Regions from separate parts of the Homo sapiens genome. Here region 2 is linked to region 1. A link is a loop called in an ENCODE intact Hi-C map of the cell type or tissue named here. Cell type or tissue: heart left ventricle. All regions are shown on one strand. Each heading gives the region's core, and the rest is flanking DNA. Links, peaks and the distances in the headings are about the cores only.

Region 1 (16,249 bases), core at 3,182-11,181:
TGGAGTAGTCCAGTAGTCTCAAAATCAGTGCCCCCTGGGGCAGCTTTGAATCAATGCCAACCAGATTTGTGGCATAAAATCTGGAGCTCCCATGCCCCTCAGGTGGGATGGCTTGGAAGCAGGTATTCCACACTGATTCTCAAAGGTTCCCAGGGGAGTTAAGCTCCAGACACCCAGAGCAGTACCTGCCTGAGTAACAGACCCCTCGTCTGTTTCCTTTTCCTTCCTTGCCTCACTTTCCCACTCCTCTACACTTCCCCTTGGACCACCTCCCAAGAGAATTTATTGCACTCAAATCCTCCTCACAGCATCCGCTTTTGAGGAAACTCAAACTGAGACTGTGACACTTACAGCCAAGTCACTCACAACCATGGTCTGTTAAGTCCTATCTGTCCATTTCCTCATGTACGTAAACACATCCAGCTTCTATTTTCTGAGGCCATATTATTTGCTGGACCAAGTGTTTACAAGGTTCTCTGGAATCCCCATCCCAGTCATATCAGCTAGGTTTCACTGCCGACATTTCATAGATCTGGTAACTGAGGCACAGAGGTTAAGCAACTTGCCCATGGTCACACAGCCCTACAGTGGCAGAGCTGGGCTTCAAACTGTAACCTTCCCTCGAGGCCTGGGCTCTTAACTGTCATGGTGTACTGCGAGGCACTGCACTACAGCAATAGTAAAGTCCTTTGGCTAAAATAACACTGATGCTATTAACAACTGTCATCTTTCTAACTCTGATCCAATCTCACGTTGCCTTCACATTCATAGTCACCCATAACAGCCTCTTCATTACCCCCTGAACGTGCTGTGAGTATATCTGCTTCAGATCTGGACTCAGGCTTCCCTCGAGCTTATAACATCATCCTTCCTCTCTCTGGCTTAATTGCAATTCTCCCTCTATCATCTTGATCATTACTTTCTCCTTCCTTTGCCCATGCCTGCTACTGACATACCTAACTCTTCCTCTGACTCAGTTTTCTCATCTGTAGATGGGGATGATGACAAGATGCACCTCATAGGTTTGAATGAAAGCATCGCTCACAACCCACACTTCATAGAAGACAGGTAAGAAATGGCTTCTAACCATATTACAACCTTGGCCTCCTGTGACCTCTCCTCCCATCACTTCCCATTTCTTTGACCCACTTTTCACAGACCATGCAGCACCAGTAAATTAAAAGTCATGTGCTTAGGCCAGGCGCGGTGACTCATGTCTGTAATCCTAGCACTTTGGGAGGTCGAGGCGAGCAGATCACTTGAGGTCAGGAGTTTGAAATCAGCCTGGCCAACATGGTCAAACCCCATCTCAATGAAAAATACAAAAAAAAATTAGCTGGGCCTGATGGCAGGCACCTGCAATCCTGGCTACTTGGGAGGCTGAGGCACGAGAATCGCTTGAACTCTGGAGATGGAGGTTGCAGTGAGCCGAGATCACGCCACTGCACTTCAGCCTGGGTGAAAGAGCGAGACTCCGTCTCAAAATACTAACAATAATGTGTTTAAAGCACCAGAAAAATTATTCAAAGCTTGCAAACAAGGCCCAAATGGTTGATGGCACATCCTTTGGTTATCAGTCAGGGACAACCTGAAGTTGTTTAGGAGCATGCTCTTAGTTCATCTCATTGTTTGCTCTTGAAGATCCCAGACTTTGTGAAGTCACCACTTAAGTGGTCAACTTTTGTCCAGTAGAGATGCAAATACTTTTTATCTAATAGAACAGATAACCCCCAAAAGTTTAGGCATGATGAACATTAACCACTTTTTATCTAACTCAGCAATCTCGTCTTCACATTTCTTTGCTAAATTCCTTACGAATACCTTAGCTTCTTAAATGCCCTTTGGAATAACCATGGCATCTTACTGGTTTCTTCATAAATTAATGAGTTGAAGTGCGTATTTACCCAAGAGTCTTGGTTTTACCTTTTGAAAAATTATACATGAATAGCGGCTTGCTGTGAGGTATCTTTTCACAGCCCCAGCTTCAGATTCCAGCCTCCTAGTAATAACAGGATAAGATAAGGATAAAAATCCCTGTGTGTGCTGGGTGAGTATGAAGCTATGCATTTGGATCAGAGTTTTCCACCTCAGCACTACTGTATTTGGGTCAGGATAACCTTTTGTGGTGGGAGCTGTGCTGTTCATTGTAGGATGTTGAACAGCATCCCTGAGCTCTGCCCACTAGATGCCCACTCCCCTCCCCAGGTTGTGAAAAACAAGCATGTCTGTAGATATTGCAAACTGTCCCGAGGGTCACAACCCCCCTCACCCCAACAGTTGAGAGCCAACGGTTTAGACTACACTTCAGAAACAAGCACCACGGATAGACGTCAGAAGGATCAGCAAATATTCACAGTGACACCAGAAGAATTATTCTGGATGGAGTTGAAAACCCAGTGGAATCTGGAAACACAGATTTCTGAGCCTGCCCCCAGAGGCTTTCATTCTCTAGGTCCAGAGGACAGGATTTGCAGTCCTAACAGGCTCCCAGTTGGTCCTGGAGCTGGGTGAAGGGCCCCGTCGAAGCCCGTACTCTGAGATATGGCATCCTAGGAGCTTGTTTTCAGAAGTGTGATCTGTGAGTTAGTGCCCGAGACCCACTGTGTACAAGAGTTTCCTTAACCTCAGGGGTTTGGGAAGAGCCCTCTGAAACTGAAACACACTACAATCTCAGAGACTTTCATTTGTGAAAAAACAAAACCCAATCTGGTCCACTTCTCTAACTCCAGAGTTTTCCAAAATATTAGTTTATACAAGTAATTTTTTGATTCCCCTAATTTTTTTTCCCCAGAACCCATATTAACCTCCCATGGAACCAGTATCTCTTCAGAACACATTTTGCAAAACGCTATGCTGGAAAACTGACCAGGGAGGACTGAATCAGACACTTACGTGGCTTTGCGTGATCTCCTGTTGCTACCTGGAAAGGCTTTAAGAATCAGAGGGAGCCCAGCGGACTCCTGTCACCTGGGAGCTGGCTACCTGGGAGCCTGGGTCCCAGCCAGAGCCAGTTCAAGTCCTGACTTCTGCCCCAGCCCAAAGCGTGGTTGCTTTTACAGACTGGAGACCTATGAAGACACGTACAGCCCCTCAGCTTTGCCTCCATAAAGCCTCCCCTTCCAGCACCCAAACTCGTGCACTGGGCCTGGTCTGGGGACCAGCTCTAGGCTGCTTTCCTTGTTTCACTGTGCATGGCTAATGGCTTTGTCACTCAGCATTTTCAACATGACAAAGGATAGAAATCATCAACCCACGAGTGAGGGCAGACAGGAGTACGTTCCATGGTTAAGGGACCTGAGAATCAAAGGAACTCCGTAGGGGGGTGATGGAGAGCACAGAGGGAGACGCAGAAGGCAGGGGTGGGAGGAGTTCGGGGGGCCTTGATTTGCAGAGTGATGAGCACTGAATGTAAGAAGTGGGAGCTCCTTTCCCAGCCTTAGACCTTAGATTGACTTCTCATTACTAGGCTATTGAATTCTTCAGCCGCACCAGCCAAAGGGTGCCAAACATTCATGTTAATTTGGGTAAATCCTAAATCCTTCAGCAATCTGCTATCAACTTGAGTACAATGACAATTAGCATATCAATTAGATTTCTCTCCTCTTTCTCCCCACCCGACCTCCATACCACCCCCCATCCTAAACCACTTACTACTTTTAAAAGTCAGCCAAGCCTGTAATGCCAGCTACTCCTGGAGGATCACTTGAAGCCAGGAGTTCGAGACCAGCATGGGCAACATAACAAGACCTTGTCTTAAAGTTTTTTTTTTTTTTAATTAACTGGGCCTGGTGGTCCACACCTGTAGTCCCACTTAGCTATTTCCAGAACTGAGGCAAGAGGGTTGCTTGAGCTCAGGTGGTCAAGGCTGCAGTTAGCTATGATTGCACCACTGCAATCCAGCCTGGGCAACAGAGAAAGACCCTGTCTTAAAAAAAGTCAGTAACACTAAACCATCTCCTTTTCTTCAGTCTCTGAGAGCTTTGCAGCCAGAACTCTACACCAGGGTAGGCTACTATGAGAATAATAACCAGTGAGGCAAAAGATGGTTCTTAATTCACTTTACAAATCAGCAAAACAAACGTGAAGAACCCTTGCTTTATTTCCAATAGGCCAAGGTGACCTGCAGTTCCAAATAACACAGGTTGCTTTTAATGAATGAAACACATGTAAGAACCAGTGTAGCCAGAAGGAATTAGACCCAAACAGCCTGGGTCTTAATCCTGAAACTACCACTTGCCAGCCCCAAGTTTCTCAACATCGTTCTGCTTCCGCTTTCTGATCTCAGTAGGGTGGACAATGGGGATCTTTTGAGGAGTCGCAGTGTTAATATAAGTAAAGCAAGTAGAGTATCACCAGCAGGTGGTGAACAACTGTAAGACAGGTGGTGTGTGCTCATGAACAAACAGGAGCCCTGAGGCTGACCTGCCCAAGGTTTGCTTGTTTTCCTATTCAATACCAGTTTTATTTAGACATGTGTAACATACTATAAAGCTTAGCCGGTTAAGATATATGATTCCCAGGTTTGGGGTTTATTTACAGAGAGCTAATGTAATCACCACCACTATCTAGCTCCAGAGCATTTACATCTTCCCCAAAGCAATTCTATACCCATTAGCAGTAACTCCCCATTTCCTCCTGCCCCCAGCCCTAGACATCTTCTAATCTGCTTTCTGTCTCTGGATTTGACTTTTCTGGACAGTTTGTTCCATTTCATAGAATCATACAACATGTGGTCTTGTGTGTCTGGAATTGTCTTGAGTTTGAATCTCAGCCCTAGAGTCCTAAAGCTTTATTAGGTTCTTTTACTAAGTTCTCCTGAAGTTTCCCCACCTATGAAATGGGATTAAAACCATAGAAGATATTTTATAGAGTCACTATGAGGATTACATGTGCTGATTAATGCATCTGAAGCACTCACACCAGGCCTGGTTCAAAATCAGCACCACACTGATATCAGCTACTATTACTGCCACTTCTACTATTATTATTCCTCAATTCCCCCACCCCAAAGCATCTGACTGGTAGTGGGAATCCAAAGATAAACAGAACACAACAGAGAAAACAGGTCTTGCCTTACGTAATGCACAGTCTGGTGGAGATTGTATGATTAGGAATGTGGCTTAAATGAATATAGTCAAGTCTCATCATATGCACATTTAACTAATGGAAAGCCAGCTCTCCCACCAAAGAGAGAGAGAAAAAGAACAATGTAAATACTGCAATTAAATGCTATAAAATTATATCTTGCATATATTCTTTATTATGCCCTGTACATTACTGCGTGCATTATACATTGTTCCCTATTGATTACAATACGGGGATGCATAGACTAAACCACGCCTACTGTACTTTAATGGGCAACTTAAAAGAGTTCAAGGCTAATGACAACTGTGTTTGCCTAAAACCCTGACCTTATAGTCTAACCTCTGAGTTAAATGCAACTCTATTGTGTGTCAACAACAATAGTAATTCAGAAATATTCCAGACAAATTAAATCAGCCAACAAGCAGTCCAATGAGTTAGGTGTTAGGCTGCAGTGGGCCCCGACTAGTGAACACACATTTGCCAAGCACCACTTTTTTTTTTTTTTTTTTTTTGCCCTCCATGAGCTGTTAGTTTCATTTCAAAAATAAACCGCATAGGGGTGTCATAAGGAGTTGGTGAATGGAAGAACTGGGTTTGGGAAGCAGATGAAAATAATCTCTCACCCTACAGCCAACAGCGAAGGCAAGCGCCATGACCTCTGCCTGTCGCTATCTACCCCCTCGCCTGCTTTCTCATTCTTCATGGCACTCATCACCCTCCTGCAGACATCACATACCTACCTGTTCATTTTTTTATTGTCTCTCTCCCAGCCAGTACATAAGCTCACCAGAGCAGGGACTTGGCCTGTCTTACTCATTTCTGTATTCCCAGTGCCTAGAAAAGTGTTGAGCACTCAGTCAGTGCTGAGTAATATTTGTTGATAAATGACTGAATGCGTGAATGAGGGTAACTGTTTAGACAGCCTCCACTTTTCTCCCATCTCCTGTCCCTAAAACATCCATAGTTGATTCCTTTGACCTCAACTGGCTTATTCATTCATTGTTGAAAAGTAATGAGAATATATCACATGTCAAAGACGAGGCCCTAAGGTAGCATTCTAGGGCTTTGGCATACTGGTACCATCTAGTGGGAAAGAGAATATCTGCAGGAGGGTGCTTAACCAAATTCAGAAGGTTTTAAAAATTACCACTACCATAATTCTTTCTGTTACCATTAGCTCTACTGAGGAAGTTTCCAGTAACATGTAATGGTGGCAAGAGAAATCACATATATTCATACCCTACCCAGGGCATATCCTGACAGTCCAACAACTTGCCATACCTTTCCATTTTTTCTGCTATGATGCTTCCAAAGTCATGACTGCTCCCCATGACAGCAAAGGCTCAGCAGGGAAGCACAGAGAAGTTAATGACGGCAGGGGTCACCCCTGACCAGCAGAAGATAAGGGCGAGTGAATACACCCTCAGCCACCTATTCTGTGGAGGGACCATTCGGAAATGAGCTTTACACAGTGCTTTTGTAGAGACCCAGCAGCAAGAAGCCAGTTTCCCATGACTGTGACCACCTCAATGACACATTCACTGTTGGCTTGCTGGCTTTCCTTCTTCTTGGTCTCACTCTCCCCACTCGCTCACTTATGGACCTTGAGATCATTTACCAACTTAACCCCCTGAACCCAATTCTGTGTCTCTATTTATTTAGAGGAATTCAATCCAAGAGCGTGTTTAACCCCAAGATACTTTTGGGTAGCAAAAGTGCCTTAAAAATTGTAGTCCAGATAAATATTACAAAGCTAAATTATTCCTATGTTAGATCTACTCTGAGAATTATGTTCCATAGTTGACTATTAGCATCTTTACCTTGATAAAAGTTAATGCAAATAATCTAGTGATATGTGACCCTAAAGAAGTACCATGATTTTCATGGCAACTGAGGCCAAAGAGAATGCCTGGTTCCCCTCGCTGGCCTCTGCCCTATCCCTGTCTTAAACAAGTTTGACCAACTGGTAAGGCAGCTACTGGTTTAGATTAGTGGTTGGCAAATGGCAGCCTGAAGGACCAATCTAGCTCTGCTTGTGTTTGTAAATAACATTTTATTACCCTGCCCATTCATTTACATATCGGCTGTGGCTGCTTTAATGCTACACGGATAGAATTGAACAGTTTCAAGAGAAACCAGCTATTTACTAGATGGCTCATTACAGAAAAAGGATACCTACCCCTGGTTTAAATCATTAGTTGCCATATTCGTAAATTCCCAACAGTAAAATTTCAACACAAACAAAAAGTAGAGAGTTGACAAAAGTTGACCAACAACACTTTATCAGTGAAGACAAAAATGCCATGTATGTATTACTAACTTCCTTTCACAAACGGTAGCACATTTCATCTCTATGCTATAGAAAGGCCATTCCATCAGAACAAAGAATCCTCTGTCCCAAGAGGGTGTGGTGGACAAGCTCAGAACAACACTGTCTATCACTCTACCCCATTTGAACGTTTTTCTATAGCACTATCACTACGCAAAACTACCATATTTATTTATTTTTCTTGTTTCCTGTCTTTCTCTGCTATCAGAACACAAACTCCACGGGGGCAGGCAATCTTGTCTTTCTTAATCACTGCTGCCTCCCTCAATGCTGAGAATTGTGCTTGAGATATTGTCTTCCCCCAGTAAATATTTGTTAAGTGAATGAGTTAACCAAATAGGGAATGCACAGATAGGCACGGCCACCAGGTGGCGGGACGGTGCACACAGTGGTGAGGACCCTGTCAAGGGAGAGAGTGTCTGTCCACCAGAACAGGATTGGAGGGCAAAGGCCATGCTCTCGCTGCTCTGTGGCTAGTACGGAAAATGGAGCTGGGTACATAATAAGCACTCAACACATGTTTGCTCAATCAATGGCAACCCTCACTAAAGCACTTAAATTAACAGGAAAAAACACTAGTCTGGTAAGACAAAAATAAACTTCAAGTTACATTCAATCCAATTGCCACACAATATAGATCCAGGTGTCTCTATATAGCTACAGACTGTATATTTCTTGTTTTCTTTTTGTTTGGGGAAAGAATTACAAAGAGTAGCTTGCAGGAAGCACTGACTTAGGCAACAGGGTTTCTTAGCATCCCTAGGGAAGAATTCCATCCAGCCACACGACACAGCAGCAGGCAAATTTACCTGCATGGTTGAAGCTGCAGGTGGGTCACGCCCAGGCATCTGTGGGCCATTCTCACTGGGATGTTCTTGCTGGGGGAACCATGCAGTGCAGGTGGGTTGTTTGGCCCTGGTCAAAAGCAAGGACATGGAGACAAAGAACACAAATGACCCCGGGCTGACCCTGTTCTGAAGGTTGCAATCAGTAGCCCAGACAGGAAGTCCAGGGCCCAGACCCACTTTGAGAGACTAGGAACTCAAAAAAGTAGTCATCCCAGGCAGCTATCTTGACTTTAAGGGAGGTAGAGAACAAAATAGACAAAGGAAAGAATTTTTATATAATGAGGGGAGTGGGAAAGGCAACTTTTATATACTAGTGCAACATAGAGGAAAATAAATATGCACAGGAATAAAGACGCATGGGTCCAAACCCTGGTCCCAGTTCTCAGTGACTGTGTGGCCTTGAGCAAATGACTCCACCACTCAAAACTTCTTCTCATCGTATATAAAATTGGGAATAAGAGTCGCCTCTAAGGGTTGCAGGAAGGATTCCAGATAACATGGGTAACTAGTGCATAGCAACTACAGTGAATTGTGGTTACATGGAGGTACTTTAAACAAGTACTCATGGCACTGGTGCGTGCATGCACACAAACGCACACACGCACACACTGCCCTAATAAAGCCTCCCAGGAACAGATGATGGGCAGACACATTAAGAAGATGAGATCCCACCAGATCAAATGATTTTATGAGGCATGAATCCCGAGGGGAACAATCTTGGGGGACCTACTAATATGGGAATTGGCAAATCCTCCCTGGGGAGCAAACTTTATTTTTTTTAATGTCCACGCATTATGACATGCACAGTCATTTCCCCCCTTAAGTGAGTCACATCCTGAAAGCCAAGACCCCATGACACCTTCAGACCATAAAATTCCTTGGAGCATAGGGTGAAAAGTAATACAACCAACATTTCTTAAGCATAGGATGACATCATTAACATACACTTATTTAATTCTCACAAAAATCCTGCAGGGCAAGCATAGATATTCCTTTTCAGTTGTTTTAATACAGGGGAAAACAGAAAAGGAGGGAAATGAAGTCAATTATCTGAGGCAACACAGTGTGTAAATGGCTGGGCAGGGATTCAAGCTCACTTCTAAAGGGCTAGGAGGTCTGCTCAGCAGTCCCTAAGCAGTCCAAGGCACCAGCAGCTCTGGGTCCAGGCCAGCCCCAGGCTCTAATTCTGCTCCAGCACATTTCCTAGTGAAGGCCTGGACTGTCGTGTTCACCTCTGGGTTCCCAGGTTTGCAGCGTTCTTCATAGTTGGTAGGTAACATTTAAGGGAAGAAAGAAAGAAAGACAGCAGAAAGAGGGAGGCAAGGCAGATGAAAGGAAGCAAAGGAGCAAAGGAAGGCACAGCAGCCTCTTCTCCCTTCAATGGATTTCAGCCTCTACTGCTTCCTATTGTAACAATTACCACATTTGTAATTATTTCAAGTACTTACTTGTTTTTATCTGCTGTTCCCACAAAACTGTAAGCTCCATGAGACAGGGATTCAGTTCATCTCGTTTACCTCTGAATTCCCTAAATGCTCAATAAATACTCGCTGAGTGAAGACACGGGCCCCAGGTGGACTCGCCCACGCACAGACCCAGGTGCAAATCCCAGCTCACCACTTATTATTCTGTGATCTTGGGTCAGTTCCTTAAACTCACCAGTTTCTTCATCTGTTGAAAGGGCACGATAGGCCGGGCGCTGTGGCTCACGCCTATAATCCCAGCACTTTGGGAGGCTGAGGCTGGCGGATCACGAGGTCAGGAGATCGAGACCATCCTGGCTAACACGGTGAAAACCCGTCTCTACTAAAAATACAAAAAAAAAAAAATTAGCCGGGCGCTGTGGCGGGCGCCTGTAGCCCCAGCTACTCAGGAGGCTGAGGCAGGAGAACGGCGTGAACCCGGGAGGCGGAGCTTGCAGTGAGCCGAGATCGCGCCACTGCCCTCCAGCCTGGGTGACAGAGCCAGACTCCGTCTCAAAAAAAAAAAAAAAAAAAAGGCACAGTAACTGTACAGACCTCAGCTTCTGAGGATAAAGTACCTAGGTGAGTGCCTGGCATACAGCACTCACTAAATATCTTTGTTGAGAAAAGGAAGAAAAGAAGGGAAAGCAGAAAAACAAGATAGACACGTTCGGAATCAATACTGCCACAGAACGCAATAATCTTTCTTACTGCAAAAACATGCAGAACTGCAGGAAGCAGAGGTACACCCTCTGTTTCTCACACATCAAACTTCATTCAGTGGCTGAATCAAAGTATTTTTACAGGGCCCAATTAGACAGCTGTAGGATCCTGGCCAAAGGTCCTGTTTCCTTGTAAGTGATAATGATTTAGATAATCTGCATGCATCTTTGCAGCAAATTGGACTTCCCTGCATTCTAACATCTTTTTACTCACTTGAACCTCCAAGTAACCTGGTCCATTTTACAGATGAAAACATTCAAGCTGCTTGCTGAAGGTCATACCACGAGTGAGGGGGTGAGCTAGAAACAGGATCCAGGTCCATGGTGTGCTGGAGCCAGTTAGTATCAGGTAGCAAGAGCCCCTTGTTAAGTTTTTAGGAAACTCTCAGGTTGGCAGATTCAAATTGCCCATGACGGGAGTATTTACATCACAGAAATTGGCAAGAGCTACAAATTACTTGGTTGTGTCTTGGTTTGGGTTTTGCTTTCTGGTTTGGGTGTTTCTTTAGAGTGGCCCAGTTGTTAAACATTTACCAATATACCACTGCCTGGCACCCAGTTGAATATTCTCCTACTACACCACAAACAGAAGTCACCAAGGCTACACCCAACATGCTGAAGCAGAGGCTTGTTAGCATTGGCAAAGCGATTGCTGAGGGTAGAAGATCATTATTTGCTTCATGTAAGACATATTTCCAGTGCTGCTGATTGAATGTTCAAGAAACGATTAAAGGGCTTGGCAATGTTTCTCTCAAATATCTTGTGCATGAAAAGTCTCAGAGATTGGTTAATTGTACAGGCTGCACGTCGGTCACTTTATTCAAGGGCATTTCCAGGCCCCCACGGTGCCCATCCTAGATGCAGGCATGGACTGGATCTGCTGGCAATACTGTAATGCAGGCCTTAGGTGCCTCTCCCAGGAACGTTCTGCAGCCTGAATTACACTCCCACATAGAGAAGCCCTCAGACCGACCCTGTTTACAATGTCAAACACCTGGTCTCCTTGTTTGACTCTTCCTGCCAATTGGAAGAGTCAGAACTCAAGCAGGCCTCCTTCACCTCTCTCTGGCCCTGCCATCTCCATACCCAGCCACCATCAAAGCCTGTCAAGTTATCCACCTAAATGTCTCTTGGATTATCTGAATAGGATTTAGTCCATTCTTGCATTGCTATAAAGAACTGCCTGGGACTGGGTAATTTATAAAGACAGGAGGTCTAATTGGCTTGCTTCTGCATGCTGTAGAGGAAGTATGGCTGCAAAGGCCTCAGGAAACTTACAATCGTGGCAGAAGGGGAAGGCGAAGGAGGCACGTCTTCACACAGCAAGCAGGAGAGAGAGGGGGCGCAAAGGGGGAAGTGCTATACACTTTCACATAACCATGTCTTGTGAGAACTCACTATCACGATTAAAGCAAGGAGAAATCCGCCCTCTGATCTAATCACCTCCCACTGGGCTTCACCTCCAACATTAGGGATTACAATATGACATGAGATTTGGGTGGGGACAGAGACCCAAACCATATCAGTCTACTTCAATCACCTGCCCCATCTCTGCACCGTCGTTCCTGAATCCAGCTTCCCATGATCTCAGCCCTAGACTGGCCTTTCCTTTCCATTCTTACCCAGCTCCAACCCATTTGCTACTTGTAGCCAGAATGCAAATCTGATCACATCACTCTGTACCTTTCCCTCAGTACCCTCAATGGCTGCCACTTGCTCTGAGAAAAACACCAATATTCTTGCAGTGGCTGACATGGCCCCATTGGCTCTGGCACCTCCCAGCCACACTTCACATCACTGCCTTGGCTGTGTGGTGTTTCCCCTGAATAGAGGCTTCACCCAGACTGTGCCTTCTTCCTGGAATGCCTTTCCCCACCCACACCCTCTACTGTGTCTTTGTCTGTAAGCCCTACTGCTCCTCCAGATTTGGGCTGAAGCATCAGGTTGTCAGGGAAGCCGCCCAGATCCTTCATCTGCCTCTGATGTCTTTCTTATATTCATTCATTCATTTGTTCATTCATGTTTGCTGAGTACTATGTGCCAGGCACTGTTCTAAGCCCTGGGAGTATAGAAATGAACAAATCAAGCCACAATGTGGACCACAACAGAGCTTATAGTCTAGTGGAGGAGAAAGACAAAGAACACCTAGGCAAAATATTTAGAACGGCATGACCTCACACAGCTGGGCTTTCTTCCCTCATCACAGTTGTCTCCATCTTAAATTATTCATTAATTGCTATTGATCCTTCCTGCCAAGCTGTGAGCCCCAGGAGAGCAGAGACTCAGTCTGCCTTATGAGCAACTGTATCCTGCACACACAAGTGGTGCTTGGAACATAGTAGATCCTCCATAGAGATCATAGATATTTATTGGAACCATTTGGTCTCAGGTGAATCTCCCTGAAGTCAAGTTGCTCAAGTGCTTGGGGCCTAGGAGGAAAAGTCCCCAACGGCTGAACTTCTCAGGCCCCTCTTATTTGAGAAGACGCCCAGAAGCCTCTTTGGCTGTAACTTTAAGTTAGATAAAGAGTCAGGAAACTTTTTCTTTTAGGGACTAAATAGTAAATACTTTCAGCTTCAGGGGCCAGACAGTCTCAACTCTGTTGTTATAGCACAAAAGCAGCCATAAACAATTACATAAATGAATAGGTGTGGCTATAATCCAATAAAACTATTTATAAAACCAGACTGCAGGGAGAAATTGGCTCACGGGCCATAATTTGCAACCCCTGAGTGAGATGATCCCAGATGCCCGACGGCTGATGGCAGTTGAGGAGGGATACTCCGGGCAGTCTGAGTCAGCCTCGGTTCCGCTGGCAGTGTCCAGCAACTTTCCGCAGGCCCTACAGCAATCAGTCCACAGGGAGACAATCACAGAAGCTCAAGCTTCAGGTGTCTGCAGCCACCACCTTCTTCCTGCAGCACACAACACAAGAAAGCGGTTCCCTGACACCTTGAGGGAAAGAGACATTGGCCTGAAGGCCCCGTAAGGCAAGGATGGAAGCTGCCACATTCCTTCCTTCCATTCCCCAGGCTCCTCCAGAGGCTGAGCTCATTTCCGGGCCCTGCCCAGGCATGTGGCAGGGCTGTTGATGGCTGAGCAGCTGCTGCCCTCCGCCCCAGCCCGGGCTGCGTTCAGCTAGGAGACACAGGGTCTTTGTGCCTCTGCAGCAGATCGGGTGATGCTCATTGGTGTCTTTGAAATGAGACATGACAAGTCAAAACGTGCCTGTTGTTAATGTTAGTTTTCTAGAATTTGACTTCTGTTGGCAACTGGCAGAGGAAAAACAATCACTTTTTTTCATATGTGTATATGGAGTTATATTTACTCTGATCTTTGGGGTCTGTAGCTATGGAAAACAAGAATCATCTGAGGCTCACCTGCTGGTATGGGATGAGGCAGACAGATTAGTCTAGTATTTACAGAGCCAGAGAGCATTAATTGTAGCATTAACACTGTATGTAGAACGGCCGTGGGTGTTAACTGTTAAAACAGATATAAAAACATCACACAAGCTCCAGGACGGTGCTAGGATGTGACAGTGTCCTATGGATAAGGGTACTTGGCCAGGCGCAGTGGCTCACGTCTGTTTATCCCAGCACTTGGGGAGGCCGAGGCAGGTGGATCACGAGGTCAGGAGTTCAAGACCAGCCTGGCCAAGACAGTGAAACCCCGTCTCTACTAAAAATAAAAAAGTTAGCCAGGCCTGGTGGCGGGCACCTGTAATCCCAGCTACTTGGGAGGCTGAGGCACAGAATTGCTTAAACCCTGGAGGTGGAGGTTGCAGTGAGCCGACATCGCGCCACCGCACTCCGGCTTGGGTGACAAAGCAAGACTCCGTCTCAAAGAAAAAAAGTAGGTGACAGAGCTGCAGATTCAGCTTTATCCTGAAGTTACAAAGGTGCTGAATATTAGAGCAGTGTTCCCGGAGGCCTTGGCAAGTCTAAGTAGAGTAAGTTATTGTGACGTTCTGGTTATGTCTATACCGTGAGGGAGCAACACTCATGGAATGATGATGCTCAGCTGTCACTGTTCTCCAAGGACAGCCATGCTCTTGGTAGAACACTACGTAGAGCAGGGGTTCCCAACCTCCAGGCCACAGGCCAGTACCAGTCCATGGCCTGTTAGAAATCAGGCCACACAGCAGGAGGTGAGTGGCCCGTGAGCAAGCAAAAGCTTCATCTGTATTTATAATGGCCCCCCAGCACTCGCATTACCGCCTGGGCTCTGCCTCCTGTCAGATCAGCCGTGGCACTGGATTTTCATAGGAGTTGGAATCCTGTGTGAACTGTGTGCGTGCATGGGATCTAGGTCGCCTTCTCCTTATGAGAGTCTAATGCCTGATGATCTGTCAGTGTCTCCCATCACCCCCAGATGGGACCATCTAGTGGCAGAAAAACAAGCTCAGGGCTCCCAGTAATTCTAAATTATAGTGAGTTGTAGAATTATTTCATTATATATTACAATGTAACAATACAGAAATTAAATGCATAATAAATGTAATGTGCTTGAATCATCCCAAAACCATCCCCCCAATTCTAGTCCGTGGAAAAATTGTCTTCCACGAAACCGGTCCCTGGTACCAAAATGGTTGAGGACTGCTGACAGAGAGGGTATGCAGGCCTCTATATGATCCCAGGGTTTCAGAGTCCCTTGGCTGCTGGTGCGTGATGACATTTTGTACCAACACACTGGTGTGCCAGGGCTCGTACTGACTCAGAGCTGCAGCGTGTCACTTCTCTGCATGACTCTTACACCTGAAGCAATGATCTGGGTGCTATGTCTCTCTGGGTGCCTGTCCAAAAGTACTGCCAGTAATGTGCTCAGGGAGGGGCTGCAGTCCCCTTGGTCATGCTGTTCCAAAGCACACATCAATGGAATTCAATCACAGGGAAGGAGAAAAGGCCAGTCCCTCCCTTTCCAAATAGTCCATCACTGAGAAATAAACTGCATCAATTTGATCAAACCTCAACATTTGTGAAAGCAGAGGTCCCAAACTCAAAAAGCCCTAGGGGCAAGCAGGCAAAATTAGTGAGCACAGAAGGCTGGGTAGTAGAGAGTGGTGACGATTATGGCAAGCTACGGAGGCACGTCCTGCCTAAAGAGGGCAGTAGTGACTCAGCCCTGTCAAGTACGGCCATGTTGAAGTGTGGATCTAGGGTTGCCTGACCTGACTTTTTCAGAAATGCTAGAAACCTGGATTTCTTTTTTATTAATGTACAATTTGCAAAACATTTGAGCCAAACAAACTGCATCCATGGCTAAATTTAGCCTGTGGCTGCTACTTGGCAACCTCTGCCCAGAAGCCAGAGTTGCAGGTTTGGGATAGATGAGTTCCATTACCACCAAGCAGATGTCTCGAGGTTCAACTTGCTAAGCCAGAGGGTGACACATTCACCTCCACAGACCCTGGCTCAGTCAGCACTTCAAGTTAGAAATGTCCTTTCTTCTCCTCTCCTGCCTTCCCCCAAGCTGCCTCTCTCAGCAGAGAAAGATGACTTTCCACCCTAACTCTAGAATAAGGCCACTGCTGAGTGCCTACTGCAGGAGCAAGAGATCCTACAGCCCAGCCATTCATTGTCTGTGCAGCCTGTTCATACCTGAGGAGCCAGGCCTGGGATCCCAGGTGGCTGCAGAAGAAGCGGGCTGTGGGGAATTATATTGGCAGCATCCTTCAGGAGGGTCAGATTCTCACAGGTGCATGGGTACCTGGCTGACAGCTAAATAGAAACAATGCCAAAACCACTGGTCACTTGGTTTGATTCTGTCCAGCTGATTATTGTAATTGGATGACAGGGGGAT
Region 2 (16,249 bases), core at 4,466-12,465, 350 kb before region 1:
ACAAACTATAAGCTTTGTGGCTTAAAACAACAGAAATTTTTCTCTAGCAGTTCTGGAAGCTGCAAAATCAAGATGTTGATGGGACCACACTTCCTCCATAGGTTCTAGAGGAGATTCCACCCCTTGCCTTTTTCAGCTTCCTGTGGCTCCAGGTGTTTCTTGGCTTGAGGCCACATCACTCCAAGAGTTGCCTCCGTATTCATATGGCCTTCTCCTCCTCCTGCAGTGTTGTTCCTCTGTGTGTCTCTTAAAAGCACACATGTCAATGGATTTAGGGCTCACCCAGATAATCCAGGCTCCTCTCATTATCAGATTCTTAACTACATCTTCAAAGACCCTTTTTCCAAAGAAGGTCACAATCACAGGTTCTAGGGATTAGGATGTGGACATATCTTTTTGGGGCCGACATTCAACCCATCATATCCACTGTTGTATCTTCAGTGCCTAGAAGACAGTATGGCACGTTGAAGTGCTCAGTTCACATTTGTTGAATAAATGAATGAGTCAAATACAAACAGTCCCTGGAATGTGGTTGGAACTTTTAAGGTGAGCTCCTTTTTTGTCTTCCCTTTTCTATGATATGATGTTCCTGAGGTGTACAGCTCTCCTGAGACAAATTTACTGAGATAGTAATTGCACATTCTGCCCATTTGGAAGGGCTTCCCATAGCTCCCCAGCAGTCAAAAGTGATCTTCTCCAACATGTGTCTCGAGCCTGTATCCCACCACCTGGACAGGACTCATTGACATGCACAAAATATCCTTTACATCAAATGTCCTCTGGGTCACAGCCAATCATCCGTAGGTGTAAATGGTCACACAGAACCCCTTCTGACAAGAGAAGCAAAATGCGAGATTCGCTTCTCAGAGTGGCACATCCATTAACATGGCTGCCAGATAACTCCTTAGAACTCTACTGATTTACATAAATACCTCCCAGTCAATTTCTCTTTTTCTTAAATTAAAATGAAAGTGGCAGCTCCCTGGCTGAGGCCCTGGACACGGTCTGGCAGCTCTGTTTTCATGTGAGCAATGGCATTTTGAATACTGGCCCATTGGAGCAGGAAGAGATGAAAAAATATCCATTATCATTATTGGTCACTATTTGCTTGAACATGCTGAATAACCCTCACTTGAATGCACAATAAACTCATTTAAATGGGTTGGAGGAATTCACACCAATGCAACACTACTTGTGCTAAGCAGCTCCAATAGAAGGCTAGAAATGCATTCTCAATTGCAAGAACGACTTAAGAAGATGGAATTGCGAAGCAAACGTAAGTTACTTGCCTGCTCTGTGCAGATTTCTATGCTGTGTGGTCACCACAGGGGTTTTTTGGAATAAATATAAAGTCATCTTTTTCTTCAAGGGACTTACGATCTACTAGAAGATCTTGACAACATTCTCACATAAACAGATTAAAAGCAGGTAAGTAGAGCAGTAAGAATTCACAAAGGAAGCTCTATGTGTTTTTCAGGAGACAAGTGATACATCTGAATGGTAGTAAAATCAGCTGAGGTTTGGAAGGGGTAGCTGAGAGTGAAAAGCGCTGAGGAAAGAGAGAAAAGCAAATAGGCATAGAATGAGTAAGCTGTCCCTCAAGTCATGTTCTGTCCTTAACAGATAAATGGCCAGGCGCGGTGGCTCACGCCGGTAATCCCAGAACCTTGGGAGGCCGAGGCGGGCGGATCATGCGGGCAGGAGATTGAGATCATCTTGGCTAACACGGTGAAACCCTGTCTCTACTAAAAATACAAAAAATTAGCCGGGCATGGTGGCGGGTACCTGTAATCCCAGCTACCTGGGAAGCTGAGGCAGGAGAATGGCGTGAACCCAGGAGGCGGAGCTTGCAGTTGCGCCACTGCACTCTAGCCTGGGCAACAGAACGAGACTCCCTCTCAAAAAACAAAACAAAACAAAAAAAAAAAAAAAAGAGAAAAGAAAAAAGAGACAACCTTGGGGTCGGGTGAGGTGGCTCACACCTGTAATCCTAGCACTTTGGGAGCCCAAGGTGAGTGGATCACCTGAGGTCAGTAGTGAGACCAACCTGGCCAACATGGTGAAACCGTGTCTCTACGACAAATACAAAAAATTAGCTGGGCGTGGTGGCGGGCGCCTGTAATCCCAGCTACTCGCGAGGCTGAGGCAAGACAATTGCTTGAACCTGGGAGGTGGAGGTTGCAGCGAGCCGAGATCGCAGCTTTGCACTACAGTCTGGGCAACAAGAGGAAAAACTCTGTCTCAAAAAAAAAAAAAAAAAAAAAAAAAAAAAAAAAAAAAAAAATAAGCTAAACCTGTGGATATTCCTAGGGACAAGGCATTTACATAGAATTGCCCAATAAGATGTAAAAATGACTGACATTTACTGAGCACTTACCAGGTACCAAACGCTCCGCAACATCCTCCACCCTGTATAGACCAGGGTTTTTCAGCCACAGCACTATTGACATTTTGGGCAGGATATTTTTTTGTTGTTGTTGTTCTGCATGGATGTCTTAAGCATTGCAAGATGTTTAACAGCATCTCTGAATTCTACCCACAAGATGCCAGCAGCATCCCCCAGCATGACCACCAAAAATGTCATTAGACACTGCCAAATGCCCTCAGGGGGTGAAATTGTCCCGGGTTTAGAGCTACTGGTGCACACTCTTTTATCCCATCTGCTTCTTAGAAGGACCGCAGAGGCAGCGTCATTAGCCTCATCTTATTGATGAGGACAGAGATATATGGAAACGTTAAATATGTGCTGGACGACAGCTGCTGGAGAGGGGTCCTTGCCCTTCGGAATATATAGTGCAAACTGTGTTTTTAAACATGTCATTTGTTTAATACTTATACAGTTTTTATTGTACAGAAGCATTAAAATTTTATGTAGCCAATGATATCAATTTTCAGCTTATTTTAACTTTTGGTGTCATGCTTAAACTCTGCCTGACCATAAGATAAGAAAAAATTCACCTCTGATTGATTTTTTTCCAGTGTTTTATGGTTGCCTTGAACACGTATCTTGGTATCATCAAGAATTTATTTTGATGTAAGGGCATATCTATATATATAAACATGTGTTATGTGGTTATGATATTTCTTCCCTGTTAAGAGAACTGAAGGGGTAAGAACAAGTGGTATTCTCTTAAATCCTGTTATTGGGAGTTTGTCATACAACATTTCGGTAAAATTTCTTCAAATCACCTCCCTAAGGTTATGTGCACCAACAGTTGAGCCATAGGAGCTTTGGGACTGACAAAGGAGGGGGGAAAAAAACAACTTAAATGCTAGTAACATTAAGGAGTATCTACAATAAGGAAGTTGAAAGAGAAAAGAGGGCTAAATGGAAGTTACAAGGTACATAGATAAGAGGACAAGTCCAAAGAATGTAACATAATGAAAAACAAGAAGAGGGATGCTTTCACCAGAGCGATGGACTTCAAGTATCAAATGAAGGAAAGTTTCTGCTGATGGAACGTGGAAGAATACGCGTTTTGGTGTCTGAAGGGATGTTCTTGGGAGGAGAAACTTGATTAAGATAAATATTCATGTGCGTAAGGAAAATTACAGCGGCAGAGAATGAAAGCTTCTTTAACAAGAAAAGTGTTGGTGAAAGTTAAAAATGAGAAGGGGCAGTATCTGCAAAAAAAAAAAAAAAAAGGATCAAGGGGAAATTACATGGCAGCGTTTCTTAAGTCAGGCTTAAGGCGTACATGAATGAGATTTAGGGGAGCCTGTGAAACCCCTAAGATTATATTTAATTTTTGCTTATATGTATATGTTATTCTAAGGATATGGAACATACTAAATCCATTTATGAATAACTGCTGATAACTACTTGTCAGAGGACAAGATCAATGTCTGCTAATTCATAGCAGAGGAGAATGACCCAAGAGAAGGATCTAAATTGGAAAGCTGAGAGTGGCATGAGGTATTGGATGAAACAAGGTCCAAGCAGAGGTGAGGACAGATGAAGTCAAGAGTATTTCCTGGACAGAAAAGTCTAGTAGTGAGATCTCATTTGTTTTATCATCATGCTTTATTATCACCAAGAGGACAGGCTGTCCAGAAAAAGAAAAAGTTACATGTCACTATAAAAAAACAGGACAAAACAAAATAGAAAAGAACTTCACGAAAGTGATACTCTTGCTTATTTATGAAAGTTGGAAATGCTTTTTTGCTATGTTCTTTCTTTCTCTTTTGTCAAAATGTCTTCAGTCAATATATGCTGATTTTTAAAATTACATAAGACACAAGATGTTATTAAAATCAATGCATTAATGCGTTTTAGAAAATAGTTATTCTAGGGAAAATGATACAAGCAAAGTGAGGATCTTAGGAAGGTCTGTATGACGAAATATAAAAAGTTCCAGGATCAAGAGACAAACGTGGATGGCTTTGAAGCCATAGAAAGGACAGGATTATGTCAACCTAGAAAATTTGAGCTGGTCACCAACTCTGCCATGAATTGACCATGACTGTGAGTGCTCAACTCTGAGATTCTCTTTCTCTATTTATGAAATACAACACTGATATCTTCTATACAGAGTTTCTAAGTAGGTTAAATATATTATTTATATGAGTGACTTAATAAATGCACATTCTTAGAGTTCTACTAGTATCAGATTCACCTTAGCTGATATTGTTGGCCTGATAAGAGCTGCAACTGGTAGTTAATCTCTTTGACTCCCTACCATTTAAAAATAGCCCAGAAAATGATACTGAATATTTAATGTTGTGACAGAAACTTACCTTAGAAGCCAGATAGACTGCTGAACTTCTATGTTAGATATAGCTGAGCTCAAATCCCAGCTTTTCCATATATTAGCTATGTGATTGTGGAAAAATCTCTTGTGCCCAGTATTTTCACCTATAGAACAGGGATAAGAACAACCTGGGCTCAGGCTTGTTTCATCAAGTATAAAATAAGATTGCCATTAGCTGAGACAACTGGGTGGGATTAGGGGAAGGTAAATAGAATATATTGTGCATGTACAGAACCTTTATTTAAAATGTTGACATTTTGTTTACCATGGATTTTTGCACTAATTTTTATTTTTATAAAATATTGCATTAAATATTATTTACTTTAATTACTGAGATTTTTCGTATCCCTTTAAATTTGGACCCAAAGAGAGTACCTCATTCACCTCACTCTAGTCCTAGCCCTGAAGCCAACAATTAGTGAAAACGTATTAGGGTCAATCACAATACTGAGCACTGTGAGTTTACACATTTGCTTGTCAGTGAAATATTTAGCACAATATCTAGCCTAGAGTAAGGCATTATCATCTTTACCACCCATTACCATCATTATCATCATCACTACCATCAACATCACCACCATCATCACCATCACTATCATCACCATCATCACCATCATCACCACCATCACCACCATCAGCATCACCACCACTACCATCACCATCATCACCACCGTCATTACCATCACCACCATCACCATCACTATCATCATCATCATCATCACCACCATCACCATCATCACCATCACCATCACTATCATCATCATCACCACCATCACCATCATCATTACCACCACCACCACCATCATCAACAACACCATCGTAATTATCATTACCATAATAATCAACATCACCATCACCGCCATCAGCATCACCATCACTAGAATCATCATCACCACCACCGTAATCATTACTATCACCACCATCACCATCACTATCATCATCACCACCATCACCATCACCATTACCCCCACCATCACCATCGTCATCACCATCACTATAGTTATCATTACCATAATCATCATCACTACCATCATCATCATCATCACTCTCATTATGATTTTCTAAGATATCCTAAATAAATTTCCTAATATTTCCAAGTTGCAGTTACCTCATTTTTATTACAAGGCTAACATTGCCCCCTTATAAGGCGTAAAACTTAAACAAGGTCGTTTTTGTTGTTGCTATCATTAATGTTTTTGCTGATTTCAATGTATCACCTGACTCTGCAGCAAATCCAAAGAGTGCTTGTCAAGAAATCACACATTTCTAATGAACATGGAGACTAGCCCGGCAGAGAGATAAAGCAGGACCATGCTGGGTCCTGGGCTGGCTTTTGCACAACCGCCTAAGATCTTCACACAAAGAAGTATGCACTGTGCTCAGAGCTGACATTTCTGTAGTCATAAAGCTCAGTGTTGTTCCAGTTCAGGAAGCTGATGAGTCATGGGGTAGAGGCCACTGGGAGAGGAAGAGGGTTTACTCTTTTTTTTTCTTTTTCTTACCATTTTCATTACTTCTCAACTGATTTTCGATATACAACAGGAAAGGAACATAATGACCTTCTACTCACTGCCCCACCCAGAAAACCTCAAATAACTAATTGCCTTTTTTTCCTAAAATGGAAGAATTATTTCATCTGCCCGAAGGTTTTACTTCCTTCTGCTATGCTTTTGCCCGGTAAGCCTTTTAATCTTGTAAAGCACAGCCATATGAACAAACAAGGGAGAAAACAGGAAGATGGCAACTCTCCAAGTTCATCCCATTTTGAATCTCACTTGACAAACAGCGATGCATGGTTTTGATAAAGGGTATGAGGATTGTGATTTGACCTTCCTCTTGCCACTGTGTAAAATGTAAACACAGTTTACTTTCTCATAATTAAACGATATCGATTCCCCAGCAGCCCGCGAGAGGGTTGAATCATCTTTCTCCTCAATGGATGCAGCGTGATCCCTGTTATCATCTAGTTATATCCAATCAGAAGTAAACCATGACAAGCTGGGTGGGGGAATGCAGTGGCTTCCTGCTTCCAGAAGTTGTATAACTGGGGAGAAGTATCACATCTATTTTGAAAATAGTTGTTTGGTGTGTTTTTACGATACACCATGGTGTTATAATAGGTGATATCAGATTCAGTAGTTTAAAGCAAAAAGGACTTTTTTTCTCCCTTATTTAAGAGTCTAGGTTGGCAGTCCAGAATTGGAATGGTGGCTTGATGGTATTGGGGATGCATCCTGTTGCCATGCCATCTCTTCCATGTTACCCTTTTCAGCTTAATTCAAGATGATTCACCACCACGTTTGCGTTTCAGCTGAAGAAGGGAAAAACAGGAAGGGAAAATAGACTTCTTGCCTTTCAAAGGCATGGATTAATGTGCTAACATCACGCTCACTCATGTCTTAGTGGCCATCACCCAGTTCCATGGTCATACCTAGATGCAAGGTGGCTGGAGAAAGTAGTCTTTAGCTGAGTGACCACGAGCCCAGCAAAATCTGCTGTTGCAAAACGGAGGATGACTATAGCGAGATTCACTATGAGTTCTGGCCACAGTTGAGTTGAATAAATGTTTCCCCTAGAATGGAGAGAGGGTCCTAGTTGGGGTCTCTCCATCCCTGAGCCACTTGGGTTGTGATGATAATTGATAGTGATGATTAAAATGACGGGAATAAAGATAGCAGCAGTTAACATTTACTCACTTCTTGCTTTATGCCTCTTTGTACCAAGTGCTTTGTAAACATTATGCATTCTATCTTCAGGATAATCCTACAGGATCAATAGTATAATTACCCCAATTTTACCCATGAAGAAATGGAGCCGCATCAAGTTCAGAAACTTGCCCGAGGTCATGTAGCTAGTATGTGGCCAAATGAAACCCATCTGTCTCTATGTCCAAAGTTATTCTCTTAACCACTTTACTCAGGTATTAATAGTGGTCTGAAATCCTTCAGTATTTCACAAAGCTGAACTAAACTGACAAAGTTCCCCTTAACCAGATCATCTGAGCCAGCTAAGAAGTGTTTGTTTGGGGCTTGAATACTATCAACGTAGGTATCAATGGAGATTGGTAGTTTCATTTGTCAAAGACTAATACGTTTTTCTTCCTTACAAAGAACTTGATTAATTTTTAAAAAGAGGGAAAATAAGTGAATATTTATTAAGTGCAATTTGTTCAGTATATCAGCTCTTTCTAAACATGGCTTCCAGAGTGAGAGAGAAATAACCAAAGGGGCCATTAGCTGAGTAAAGGTTGGGAGATTACGATGAAAGGCTACGCTCTCCATGGTCTCTTTGCTGGAGCTGATAGAAGCCCTAGGCCAAGAGCAGAGCAGGGAAATCCCTGCCCCTCCCTAAAGGTAGGGGGTCTCAGGCACCCCGCTGAGGCTTGATGATGCTGAATCAGAGAGCAACATGGAATCTGGAGCAGTCTAATGCAAGGGCCAGGGTTGTACTAAGTCAGGATGAGGAGGAGTTAGAGACGTGGGTCTCTAGCTATAAAGAGGCCCATCCAAGAACTGAACAGAAAAGCTAAGCCAGTGAGTGTGATGCACAAAGGATGGGTTCTGAGGTGCAGCTGCTGTCGTCTTCATGCATCAGCACATTAAAATGTTTGGGAAGAGAAGGGGAATAGAACATCCCTTCCCTCCCCACAAACAGATGGGTAATTAGATGGAGGGTGGGAGCCAGATGCTGTACTTCCCCTGAGACCAGCACCAGAGGGAATGGGCTGGCTCTGCAGAAGACATTTCCGTTCCTGAAAAGGGATATAATGATGGGGAAAGAATCAGGGCTTCAGGATCTTGCAGGGAGGGGTAACAACGGAGGGGGAGTGCTTGCTTCTTCCATGTTAATCCTCTGCAGCCCCCTCTCTGTGCACCAAAGAACGAAGCACCAGGTGACCACTGCAGTTAAGAGATTCCACCTGACTATAACCCTGTCAAAATGACGTTTCAGGAAAACCTGCTTGTTAGATCCTGCCAATGCTATGTCTGCTGGTGTTTGTTTCAGTGGCCTGTTTTCTGTGTTTTTTGGTACAATGCTGTAGACACTTCCCCAGAGGTGTAACACGTGTTCAGCTAAGTCCCATCCGAGAAGCAGCATCCTCTGAACTAGCAGACACAGTCTGATATAACATGTCTTTAATGCTGACTCAGCTGCAATTATTTGCTATTAATCCAAAATAAATTCTTATAGAAAACTTCTTAAACATGGCCCAATGCTACTTCACAATGATGATGAATTTGGGCTTGGCAAAGAGGCTGGCGAGGAAGTCAAAGATCAGTTCCTAGAGTCCTCACGGAGTCAATTTACACACCTCTCTCACCCTGGACCATTCTTTGTTTTTTTTCAACTGAGTCAAAAGCCAGTGGTAACTCAAAACCTGCAACAACTTAAATCAGTAGTTTAATAAGCGTAAGCATCTGTATGATGTAGAACGTTCTCTGAAATCAAGAACAACAGTATAGGCAGCACCAATGCTCTACGGTGGGAGAGCCCAAGACATCTGGAAAGGAGGGAACTTGGGCTGCCTTTGGGAGATAAAATGTGAAATTAACCCACAAAGAATAGTCATAAAATGTTAGCAGAAGGAAACAGATATCGAGGGCAGAAAGAGTGTAGACAGTTATTAGTAATATATTAACTGAATTAACCTACCTAAGATCAAAGGTGGAATCAGAAGATAGGGCCTGGTAAGTCTTGAGGAAACAAACAAACAAAATAGCTGGCATGGCCCAATGGAAGCCCTGTTTAAGGAAGACTTTGCTTCAGCCACGAGACTTAGAGTATCCTGAGGCAGATGGACACGTGGGGTGGTCTCAGCTAAAGGTCATTAAACCTGCAAGCCTGAGCCCTTCTCTAGCCAAGGACATGCCTAACCAGCATCTTCATTTTTACCAATAATTTGATTATCATCTCAGCATGAATTGATTTTCTGTTCCTCTGAACTTCTTCCCATTATTGCTTAATTTTTATGGGGTCAACTACTTATTATGGTCTTTATTTCAAAGTAGACTTTAATCTGCTTGATGCCAAGAACCACATAGTAACTTTTTTTTGTATATCACCCTCTTGTCATGTAGTATTGAAGTTAAGCATTTGCTTTTAAAAAATGTCTTTATAGGCTAATTTTAAATCAGACCAATTTATTGATCATACAAACATTTAGTTAAAGCTTTTTGACCTTGGGGTATTGTTCCAGAACACTGCAGAATTCTAGTCTCTGAGAATGTTAGATTATCTCTAAAGTTCTGAATTCTATCCCCACCCTGCCCCTTGACTGGTTGTAAACCAGTCTCTCTGCACGTAGAGCCCAAAGTCTCACTGATAAGAGACTCTAGCTTAAAGATATTTTTTATATATACACATATTTAACTCTGATTGTATATATCAAAATCTCCATTTAATGGAGTCTTGAAAATTGACTTTTAAAAACATTTACAAACATCCTTGGTGATTCTGATGCCCACGAAAATTTGAGAGCTGCTGATTTCAGGCCAAGCTCTTCATTTCACAAATAAGGATACTGAAACAGATAAGGCCATGCTTTCCCAGCTAGCTCACAACAGAGGCTGGACTAGGACATACTTCAACATAGTGCTGGTCTCATTCTGAAGTTTACCACTTCCTATTAAAGTATGAGGAAGTCATGTCCTTAATGAGGTTAATCAGTGCCGTTTCACTTCTACGAAATACTCTTCTTCTTCCTCAATGCTCCTTTCAGTGGAAACATACTTTTATTATATAATTTGCTAGAAATTATTTCCTCATCCCTTTCTGAAATTTTTGACATGATTGATCCTCCATCTCATTCACTACCTTCTTTTTGATTAATGGAAAAAGTTCTGGTAAATTTCTTTATATCACTCTCATCCTAGATAATGATGTGAAGCGGTTTTGTTAAATTGGCAGAATTAAAGTTTTAAATTTCTCCTTCCCTCTTCCTCAACTATGTTCAAGGCTAAGATCAGCTGTGCTCAAACTTCTATAATTCTCTCAGTTTATAGACACAATCGTTTTTATTGCCAAAATCAGGAGTCCTTTGAGTTTCACTGTGCCACACGCAATGTTCACATCAGCGGTTGCTTGAGATTACCATGCTTTCAGATCATGACTTGCCCTTTGATCACTTATTTGACCCACCCACATGTCAAGGGTAAGTTTTATATATTATGTCCTGGAGGTTGCCGTGAGATGAGGGATTGCAGTAGTCTGGTTGTTTTATAAGAGCTAAATTGGACTTGGGCAGGAAAGAGATGAAAAGCCAGACTGAACAAGGGCCTTGCAGTTCATGGCAACTGAAGTGAAGGAGTTGAAATCTGTGTTAAAGATAAATCAACATAAGGCTGGCCAATTTATATCAAAATTCTACATCTCCCCCCTTACTAGATGAATGTTAAGAGGAAGGCATATTAAGATATATACTTTTAAAGTATTTGATTTTTACCTTAAATTTGCCTTTCAGCAGTAAAAACCAAAATTATTGCAAATGTGACCCATGTAATACCTAAGAGCGTGTGATCAATTTTTCAGTTGAATGTGTCATTAATAATGCACTCTTGGTAGACATGTTGCTATTAGTTTGAAATAGTTTTCCAGGCCATCTAAGTTGTCACTGTTGCTTGGGAGAAGGCCATTGTGCAAGATGGTGTGATCAGATGTGCTTCTGGACTTTATCAAATCAAGGATGGCAGGTGCATGGCAGGGATGCTACTACTGCTTCCTCATGCCCTATCTCTGGTAGGCACCACTACTGCCCTCTTTTCCAATGAGACGAGTATGGTTTCAAAATTGTTCTCAAACCAGAGCCATTGATTAGTGCCAGCACATGAAACTAAAGCCCTTTAATTCTTGAGTCAACATATGTATGAGCCTTGGTGCTGAAATCTGATAAGAAAGTCTTCATTTTAAAAAGATATACTGTGGGGCACAGTGGCTCACACCTGTAATCCCAGTACTTTGGAGGCCAAGATGGATCACTTCAGACCAGGAGTTCAAAATCAGCCTAGGCAACATAGCAAGACCCCACCTCTACAATAAATAAATAAATAGCTGGTCCTGGTGGCATGCACCTGTAATTCTAGCTACTCAGGAGGCTGAGGTGGGAGAATCACTTGAGCCCAGGAGTTCAAGGCGGCAGTGAGCCGTGATTGTGCCACTGCACTCCAGCCTGGATGATAAAGTGAGACTCTGTCTCTAAAAAAAAAAAAAAAACCCAAACCAAAAAACCCACACAAACGACAAGGAAGAGATGGAAGCTTTTGGCTTCCTTGGCTAGACTGCCATCCAAGTTATTTGAAATCCTGAACGTAAGTCCAGGAGGGGCCCAGGTCCCAGCCCATCACAAGATGGGCTGTACCTAGAAAGATGGGAGAGATTGGTAGGCCAAGATGAGTGGGAACCACAGTAATGTATTCCTGTTTCCTCACTCCTGAGTCATTCCAAGAGAAACAAAAAGATGATGCCATCCTCCTTGAAATGCAGTTTGCATGTTTTTTCTAGGATCCTTGCTTTTCTGCAGAACAAGAGGCTATCCATTTCAAAGATGAACTTTGAAAATGCTGAATTCTAGAATGATTGGCAGTTGGCTCTCTGACTTCTAGACGCAACAGATTGGGGTTGGAACACAGATAAAGGTAAGTTGTTTCAAGGGGAAGGGAGAGGTTGCAGAGAAAAAAAAAATCATGATGTGATACAGTATATGGATAGTTCACTGCAGGGCTGAAATAAGAGAATTGCCTGACAAGAAAAGCCTCTGGGCTTCAAAAAACCTTGGAGACAAGAAATGGCTATTGAGGGGAGCTGGTAAAAAAAAAAATGGGACTGATGAGAAATTTGCTAAGCAGTTGTTGAACGGAGACGTGGGGCTAGAGAGAATTTCTATGATTAGGTCCCAGGGATTTTAACAAGGGCAGCTTCATTAAGAAACAAAGGGATTAAACTAACATCTAAACGTAAATCACATTGCCTGGTTAAAGAGTCACTGGCCAGGACGGGGATGAAAACAAGTCACTTCTGTATAGGTGGGTTAAGCTACGAGAGCCAGCATTGAGAACAGAAGCAGGCAATACCCTGCACCTTGAATACAGCATGACTGCTGAGATTTCTTCATCCTCTGCACTAATCGAGAAAATTAAAGTCTCCATTGTATCACTGGTCCACACAGCCTCATCTAGGCTCTGGGCCTAGAGAAGGTGCCAGAGAGAAACAAACAAGAAAATTGACATGACTGGATTCCCAGCCTTCAGGCACCACTTTGCTGGTCACCCTTGCCACTGCCTTACCCAGAATAAGTTTATAGGATCCTGATATTCCTGGGACATGTGGCTTCTTCATCTCCCCATCCCTCTCCAGCTCACACTGCCATGTCAAAGGCAGAACAGCACCTCCACAGTCAGCTAAGATTCAAAATCAGTGATTACTAACACAAAAGGTAATACGATATGCAAACTATATGCTTGTCTGAGGACACCCAGGGATGCAGACTTGTACTTGTGAGTGATGTCAACATAAATATAGGCCCCACAGACAGCCCCATTCCTTGAGGTCTTTTCCTTTTTCAGCTACTCACACTGCCATGTTCCAGGTATCAGTTGGATACCCATTCAGTCTTCATTCTCTCTCTCCGTCTCCCCTTTGTCTGCTTTGTACATTTTTGAAAGTTCATTTTCTCTGTGTAAGTGCAGGCCTTACCCTATATTTCAATTTCAAATTAACTTAGTAGTTCACTCTTTCATCCTTTAATAAGTTAATTTATTTATCTAATATCCAGAGGGCTCACTTAGGTCTTTGGCACTGGAGATATAAAAAGAAATGAGACAATGGAGTCTTCAAGGAACGTAGAGTCTCACTTGGAATGTTCTGACCTGATGTCCTCTCTGTCTTTGCCTTTCACCCACAGAACACCTCCTACCTTGCGGGACACAGCAACCTACTGAGTGAGCATCCAGTCCCGGTCCTGAATCTGCCCTTCATTACTCGCATTTTTTTTTTTTTTTTTGAGTTGGAGTTTCACTCTGTCTCCCAGGCTGGAGTGCAGTGGTGCGATCTTGGCTCACTGCAACCTCCGCCAGCCGGGTTCAAGCAATTCTCCTGTCTCGGGCCTCCAGAGTAGCTGGGATTACAGGCACCCACCAACATGCCCAGCTAATTTTTGTATTTTTGTAGAGACGGGGTTTCACCATGTTGGCCAGGCAGGTCTCGAACTCCTGACCTCAGGTGATCTGCCCGCCTCAGCCTCCCAAACTGCTGGGATTACATGTGTGAGCCACTGTGCCTGGCCGATTACTCAGTCTATGGACGTTTTCAGCTCTTCTAGAAGCTTCCACGTTCTTCAACATCTGCCTCTATAACTCCAGCCTCCAATTTCTCTACTTCACACTAGGGGTTCACCATACTTATCTGCCCATCTTTCACTGATTTGCCAAGAAAAAAAACAAAAAACATTCCCTCAAGTCTCCTCACCTTGGATGCCCCCAGTGCATTTCATTCTCTAAAGGCATTTCTTTATATTAAAAAGAACACGTGTGTGCGTGCTCTTACATACATGTGCATACATATACACTACATGCATATGTGCACATACACACACCACATATGCATGTACACACACGACCCTGGGTTATATTGCTTTGGTTTTGGCCCAGCTGATCAGTCTTCAATGATTGAGGAAGGAGGGTTATTGCTACAAGATGTAAAAACATAGCCGTGCTTCAATTGGCAGTGGCAGTATCATGCTCTGGCAGGGAGTGCTCTGCTGGGAGGGTAGTGTTCCAGCCAGCTAGTGTAGCAAACAATGAGACGAGGCACTGTTGACTCATCAGATCATGATGAACACTTCAAAGGGAGAAAGACCTCTCTGTGCTAGATCCAGGTTACCTTTCCAAATCCCAAGAGGCAGAATCACAAAGCAAGAGATGGGGCAACCCAACACAAAATCCTTGAGTCTCTAAGCAATAGCAAAACCCACAGACCCTTGCTGAAGAATGCAGCCATAGGGAATTCCTTGCATGGTCCTTACACTCTTTGCGATTCAACCAGTGACCAGCAACTTAAAAAGAAGCCTTTTAAAACTGGCTGATTCATGGCCTGGCACAGTGGCTCATGCCTGTAATCCTACCACTTTGGGAGGCCAAAGCGGGCAGATCACCTGAGGTCAGGAGTTTGAGACCAGCCTGGTCAACATAGTGAAACTCAGTCTCTACTAAGAATCCAAAAATTAGCTGAGCGTGGTTTTAGGGGCCTGTAATACCAGCTACAGAGGAGGCTGAGGCAGGAGAATTGCTTGAACCTAGAAGGAGGAGGTTGCAATGAGCCAGGATCGTGACACTGTATTCCAGCCTGGGAGACAGATCAAGACTCCATCTCAAAGTCTCAAAAACAAACAAACAAACAAACAAAACAAAACAAAACAAAAATTGGCTGATTCATGCCAATGAGGCAGCATATCATAAGATCTCTGCCCAGTAGATAGAAAGACAGCTAATTAATGCAACACAATCCTTCCTTTTGGGCGAGTTTAAGGGATACAGCAGTAACTGGAAGAACCAAAGAAGACAGGGAAGTTGAATCATGAGAATATTGAAGACCACAGAGGAGGGAGCAATGGAGGCTACTTCTGGGAAAACGGCAAGGTGACCAGTGCTACAGCCGCTCCTCACTGATTCACATGTCCTCTCCATAAACATTTCCTGAGTAGCCATTTTGTGTGAGGCACCTTCCTGAATGCTTTTTGTCCCTGAAAAGTGAATCCCTAAATTCTAATTCCATCAAGATAAGATGGAATAGATGGGATAAGTGTTTCCTCACATGTTTTCTGTTCCCTTTCCATAGACTTAACTCACCCAAACCAGGTGAGTCTGTCCTACACAACTTGAAAGTACCTAACTCATAAAAGTTTAAAAGAACTGGGAAATTTGGAGTTCCAGGTATGACAGAATGAGATATGGTCTCAATTCTTCACCCATTTGCGGTATTTGTAGACATTCATCACCTTGCCATGGTCTTACAGTTGGGTTATCCTTGTGACTTGGTTTGACCAGCAGGTACTATTGGATGTAGTTCAAGCAAAGGCTTGAGATATGTTTGTGTGGTTGGACTTGCCTCTTTCATTTCTGCTATCCCTAGAAAAATAAGAGACACAGGAAGAAGACCTTAGCTCAACCAATAGTCTAGAGTTAAATCCAGCAGAGGCCCAGCTTAGAGCAGCCACATTCCAGATAACACTCGGGTGTGTACACCAGAAATAAAAGCTTGCTGTGGTAAAGGAATGAAATTTTGCAGTGTTTTTGACCCAGAGGACAATAAGAAATCTGAGAGAAATGGCAAGCTAGAGATTCTGAAAAAGGGCTTTTGTGACAATGACTTTTATATACACAGTGTGCATGGTAGGTATTTGATGAGCATTTTAAACAAAGCGGCTTGGTTTTGATTGTATCAAATGTCAAAGGTTTGTCACTGACCTCCACATGAGCCAGTTCTGGGGCTCACTCTGGTTGCCAAGT

The links. A loop is a pair of places that touch in the nucleus more often than their neighbours do. Peaks named below come from ENCODE experiments on the same cell type or tissue, not always from the same donor. Only the 100,000 strongest peaks of a DNase experiment are listed, where the experiment ranks them.
Region 2: a loop joins it to region 1, with 2.5 times the contacts of the local background. A loop is called at or near these places in 6 of 110 quality-filtered maps.

Annotation. Positions count from the first base shown.
Region 1 is chr16:82,631,440-82,647,688 of GRCh38, reverse strand. The region is part of intron 1 of CDH13 (cadherin 13); the gene reads right to left. Among named protein-coding and RNA genes, the nearest start is that of CDH13, 13 kb to the right of the region's middle. RefSeq lists enhancers at 2,542-3,149, 3,150-3,758. In heart left ventricle, for the core only: CTCF peaks have their summits at 6,184 (motif pointing left) and 7,772 (motif pointing right); DNase peaks (open chromatin) are centred at 7,798 and 9,419; H3K27ac peaks cover 367 bases.
Region 2 is chr16:82,986,259-83,002,507 of GRCh38, reverse strand. The region is part of intron 2 of CDH13 (cadherin 13); the gene reads right to left. It overlaps LOC101928417 (a long non-coding RNA gene), which reads left to right and starts at 12,210. Exons shown (of 3, transcript NR_110937.1): 1 at 12,210-12,382. In heart left ventricle, for the core only: no CTCF peak of the experiment used is centred there; no DNase peak of the experiment used is centred there; H3K27ac peaks cover 825 bases.